Linked DNA regions of Homo sapiens: region 1 is linked to region 2. The links are chromatin loops, found by intact Hi-C in ENCODE. Cell type or tissue: heart right ventricle. All regions are shown on one strand. Links, peaks and the distances in the headings refer to the core of each region. The heading gives the core; the rest is flanking DNA.

Region 1 (2,919 bases), core at 213-2,712, 51 kb after region 2:
GAAAGCCCAAGTTAGCATTTTGGCTCCACCACTTGTTAGCTTTGTTGCCTTGAATAAGACAACCTCTCTTTATTTCAATTCCATTACCTGCTTTACAGGATTGTTGAAAGGATCAAGTATGTTAATGTATATACTAGTACTTTTTAGCTGAACAGAGAAAATTTATGTTTAGATTCTATCCATCTCATTGATTCTTTCTATTAAAGACAGATGATCCTGGCACACTTTTGCTTAAATTTTATTTCAGTGTTCTGTGTTTGGCAATTTGGACTTGGCCTGTAATATCTTCTGTTGCTGAACCCTTTCTTCTCTTCATCGCTCTTCCATACCATCTGTAGCTATGATTGTCTGTAGTTGTCACCAGAGACTTTGTTGCTCTTTAAATAGTATATTGTATGTTACAAAATACATAATTTCTACCTACCAATTTTCTGATCTTATGGTCTATTTTCATATCTTATGGTCATGAGCTAAAAATTAATGTTTGCTTATTGGGGAGGGGCATGATAGCAGCAGGCTGGAGACCTTCAGGTGAGGCTTTGATTTCAGTGATAGGTGAGGATTGAATTCATGAATGGCTTGCAAATATTGTGGGACTGGCCTTGTACCTCAATCAGTTTGTGTAACATTTTAGAATGTAGTAGCTTTTCTCCATTGTCATTTGAATTTTGATGAATAATGATTTATTTTTCTGTCTTTAAAAAGGGTTTTTTTTTTTCCTGAGATAGAGTCTAGCTCTGTTGCCCAGGCTGGAGTGGGTTTTTTTTTTTTTTCTTTCTTTTTTTGAGATAGACTCTTGCTCTTGTCACCCAGGCTGGAGTGCAGTGGCGTGATCTCGGCTCACTGCAACCACCACCTCCTGGGTTTGAGTGATTCTCCTGCCTCAGCCTCCTAAGTGGCTGGGATTACAGGAGCCTGCCACTACGCCCAGCTAATTTTTTTTTTTTTTTTGTATTTTTTAGTAGACGTGGGGTTTCACCAGGTCTCGAACTCCTGACCTCAGGTGATCCACCCGCCTCGGCCTCCCAAAGTGCTGGGATTACAGGCGTGAACCACCGTGCCAGGCCAAAAAGAGTTTTTTTTTTTTTTTTTTGGAATGTACCTGTAAACCCAAAAGGACCTGAGGTAAGAAGTGGCAGTTTTATGGAGTACTTACATAGTAAAGAGGAATAATATTATAAAATATTATGGTTTTAAAATGCATGGCCTCCAGTAGTTTTTGTGGCTTATATTCAGAAGTTTGACTTAAAAAGAAATTCCAGAATTTCAAAAATTTGTTAGCCATAAGTATTTTGTGACTATGATGTTAATGAATTTGCACTCCCCCTGCTGGCTGACTTTTTAGGAAGACAGTGAGTTAGGAAAAGCAGAATCCTAATTCAGACCTGAGAATATCTGTCAAATTTTTTATTCTCTGTAGAAGTGGCTAAAGTTATAGGGGGTATCATTTTGAGTAAGAAATTGATTGCATTATGTCTTTCCTCATTTGGACTTGTTTGCAGTGATGTTTAGTGCCAAGGGGATATTCACTTAGTTTTTTTTTTTTTTTTTTTTAAGTAGGTTTAGATTTTAGTTAACACTATATACCATATATTTACTCTTCTCTGTTTGTGACGGCCACATCAGGTACCTTTTTCACCCAGTTTTTTTTTTTCAAACAGAACAACTTGTAATTTCTGTGCCTTTATTTGATCATTTATTCATTTATGGGATGTGGCTTAGTTTCTGTAAAGCACTGATAGGTGTTGAGGTGGATGTAGAAGGATGAGATATGGTACTCCATGAAGCCTTAAAGCTTCTCTGCTGGAAATCTGTACCATATGCCAGTGAAATGTTAAATAAAAATGAGAGCAATGTCTAGTTAAATAGCATAAGGCCGGGCGTGGTGGCTCACACTTGTAATCCTAGCACTTGGGAGTCCCAGGCGGGCAAATCACTTGGCAAGGAGTTCAAGACCAGCCTGGCCAACATGGTGAAACCCTGTTTTTACTAAAAATAAAAAAATTAGCCAGGCATGGTGGCACACTCTTATAATCTAAGCTACTTGGGAGGCTGAGGCATGAGAATTGCTTGAGCCTGGGAGGTGGAGGTTGCAGTGAGCCAAGATCGTGCCACTGCACTCCTGCCTGGGCGACAGAGCTAGGCTGTGTCTCAAAAAATAAAAATAAAAAAATAGCATGATGAAAGTAAACAGTTTGATTTCAAAGATGAGAAAGGCTATCATAGTGTTGTAGATAAAGTGGGTATCAAGAGTGACTAGAAAAGGACACTGAAGAAATGATGTGGTCTAGGTAGACAGGAGCGGGGAGGAAAAGGACAGGCATTCCAGGCTGAGGGGACAACATGATAAAAAAGACGAGTAGGAAATTAGTGTAATTTATTAAGGGTACAGTGAAAAAAGAACTGTTTCAGGGGCTTTACGTACTTACTTGATTTGATCCCAGCATTAATCTTCTGGTGTGGTATGAGTGTCTACATTTCACAGGTGAAGAAAGTAAGACTTACAGGGGTTAAAACTATTATGAAATATTATGAAAGAATTATGAAACTTCTAGGTTTTCATCCTCCATATATCTGGCTGCAAATAAGTCTGTGCTCCTCTAGCAATAACTTCAGAGAGAGTTGGTTAGTACCACAGAGCCTTATGTATTATGATGTGTGGTTTTCACACTCCAAAATTTACTTAGAAATACTTCTTTTTAAGCATTACATATGGATAACTGGAGCTTTATTCTAATATTTCACTGTTTTTAGAGCCTTGTAAGCTTATTGAACTATTTCAAGTAGAAATAGAAAATATGTTGTATGTGTTTTGCTGCTCTGCATCATAAGCATTTTCTTATAATCTTTCCCAGTGTTGTCACTGATGCAAATGGAATAATTGATTCATAACATTCTTTCTTATTAAGTTGGGCTATG
Region 2 (2,919 bases), core at 152-2,651:
TCTAATCTCAGTTATAACCTCAAGTCTGCTCCTTTACTCCTAATCAGAAGACAACTAGCCTTACCTGATTAATCATGACCTTAGGAAGAAACCCCTGGATAATTTTAGCAAATATCACATCTCTCAAATCTACACACACACATTGTCTCCAGGTATAGGAGACACTGTAGATGCCAGTCTGGTCCGTATCCCTCAGCCCTTACCACTTCAGTGATCCCACCAAATTCCAATGGCCCGTCTCTGCATGTCTTTGCCTGAGGGTTTTCTCTGAAACCAGAGAAGCCTGTTTTGCCTGCAAAGGCAGGCTGAAGTGCAATGATCTATGTCAACTATTGATGGAAGTGGGTATATAAAACTCAGTGTGCCACCTCCCCCGACTCCTCAGATGGGATGGCTTTAATGTGAGGTTTTGCACAGTCACTCCCAATGATAACTGGCTCGATGATACACCCTTTATTGGCCACCTTGCCATCCCCAGCTGTGTTCTCTGTACCCCTCAATCCTTATCTCAGGCTCAGCTTCTGGGGAAACCCAAACGAACACACCAATCTTTTTTTTTTTTTTTGAGACTGAGTCTCGCTCTGTTGCCCAGGCTGGAGTGCAGTGGCGCGATCTTGGCTCACCGCAAGCTCTGCCTCCCAGGTTCATGCCACTCTCCTGCCTCAGCCTGCCGAGTAGCTGGGACTATAGGCACCTGCCACCACGCCCGGCTAAGTTTTCTTAGTACAGGTGGGGTTTCACCGTGTTAGCCAGGATGGTCTTGATCTCCTGACCTCGTGATCCACCCACCTGGGCCCCCCAAAGTGCTAGGATTACAGGCGTGAGCCACCGCGCCTGGCAATGAATACACCAGTCTTAACCTTTCGACTTCATCCTGTACATCTGAGCTTCTTTCCAGGTCATAAGCCTTTCCTTGAGCCACTAATTCTGTCTGGCATTCCAAATGTCTACTCCTGACTCTCAAGCCCAACCTCCCCAACTCTGGCTCCTTCCCTAATTTCACCCTAATAATGAATTCTAACCGTTTTATCCTAAAACTCTCTTTTTCACAAACAGCCTTGGTTCTTCTCCTCGAGTCAGTTCTTGGAGTCCATCCCAGCCACACATGGTGCATTCACCCCTAGAAATGATCTGTACAAACAAGCAAGGGACTTGATAAAAAACTTCAGGCCAGTCTCTGGGATCTCAGAGTTACATGGCAGCCTGGCTGTGGCTTCTGGCTGCTTTTTTAAAACCTCTAGACAAGAACGGGGAAGGCTGGGGCACGTGTCCTGGATGGTTCACCCCAGGGAGCTCAGGGCTGGCATCAAGCCTGATGGGCTGGGCCAATTCATGAAGTTCTTGGCCATTTATTGGTCTCTAAGCTGAGCCCGCTTGAGATGAGGTGGGATGGGGCAGGCTGTGGGGGCAAGATTTCTCTCAGCTGCCTGCTCCCCAATCCCTGCAATATCCTGTCTTTCCCCCTTTAATTTTCTCCTTTTCTTTTTTGCCTTTAAGCAACAAATAGAGGACTTAAAAAAGAGTGCCCATGTAGGCAATTCAAACATTAGCCAAGGTTAATTCACATATTTCAACTGCATTTTAGATATCTTGAAAATCAAAATTCCGAAACCATCATTCTCAGCAAACTATCGCAAGGACAAAAAACCAAACACCTCATGTTCTCACTCATAGGTGGGAATTGAACAATGAGAACACATGGACACAGGAAGGGGAACATCACACACTGGGGACTATTCTGGGGTGGGGGGAGGAGGGAGGGATAGCATTAGGTGATATACCTAATGTAAATGACGAATTAATGGGTGCAGCACACCAACATGGCACATGTATACATATGTAACAAACCTGCACGTTGTGCACATGTACCCTAAAACTTAAAGTATAATAATAATAATAATAATAATAATAAAGAAAATCAAAATTCCTAGATACAATTAAGAGACAAATGACAGAGAAAGAATTTGCAGTGCATATGACAATGAGTTAATATTCTTAAAACCAACATTAATGGCTGGGCGCAGTGGCTCATGCCTGTAATCCCAGCACTTTGGGAGGCCGAGGTGGGCGGATCACTTGAGGTCAGGAGTTCAAGACCAGCCTGGCCAACATGGTGAAACCCGTCTCTACAAAAAGTAAAAAAGTTAGCCAGGTGTGGTGGCAGGCGCCTGTAATCCCAGCTACTGAGGAGGCTGAGGCAGGAGAATCGCTTGAACCCAGGAGGCGGAGGTTGCAGTGAGCCAAGATCGTGCCATTGCACTCCAGCCTGGGCGATAAGAGCAAAACTCTGTCTCAAAAAATAAAATAAAATAAAATAAAATAAAATAAAATAAAATAAAATAAACCAACATTAATATCTTAAGCTAAATAAGAAAAAAAAAAGCTCCTGTAGAAAAACGGACAAAGGACATAAACAGATAATGCCATATAAAAGTAAATTCAAATTCAAATGGTATATTTATATACATTAAAAAACCCAGACCTCATTAATAACTCCCAAAATGCAAATTAAAACATCTATTATGTGCCATTTTTTACCTTTGCATTGGCAATGATTAAAGAGAATGATGATATCTCCAGGCTACGGAGGTATGGGGAAATCTGCTTTCTCATTCACTATTGGAGGGAGTGTAAATTGGTATGAGCTTTCTGGAGGGAAGTTTGGCCATATACAATGAACGTTAAGTGGCATTGAAATTCTTTTTTTTTTTTTTTTTTGAGACGGAGTCTTGCTCTGTCACCCAGGCTGGAGTGCAGTGGTGCAATCTCGGCTCACTGCCACCTCCACCTCCCGAGTTCAAGCGATTCTCCTGCCTCAGCCTCCCGGATAGCTGGGACTATGGGAATGTGCCACCATTCTTGGCTAATTTTTTGTATTTTTGGTACAGACAGAGTTTCACTGTGTTAGCCAGGATGGTC

What was found. Peaks named below come from ENCODE experiments on the same cell type or tissue, not always from the same donor. Only the 100,000 strongest peaks of a DNase experiment are listed, where the experiment ranks them.
Region 1: a loop joins it to region 2, with 1.9 times the contacts of the local background. A loop is called at or near these places in 46 of 110 quality-filtered maps.

What each region holds. Positions count from the first base shown.
Region 1 is chr6:37,859,104-37,862,022 of GRCh38, forward strand. All of the region lies in intron 1 of ZFAND3 (zinc finger AN1-type containing 3), which reads left to right. Among named protein-coding and RNA genes, the nearest start is that of ZFAND3, 41 kb to the left of the region's middle. In heart right ventricle, for the core only: a CTCF peak has its summit at 1,331 (motif pointing left); no DNase peak of the experiment used is centred there.
Region 2 is chr6:37,808,114-37,811,032 of GRCh38, forward strand. No RefSeq gene overlaps it. Among named protein-coding and RNA genes, the nearest start is that of ZFAND3-DT, 9.8 kb to the right of the region's middle. In heart right ventricle, for the core only: no CTCF peak of the experiment used is centred there; a DNase peak (open chromatin) is centred at 1,261.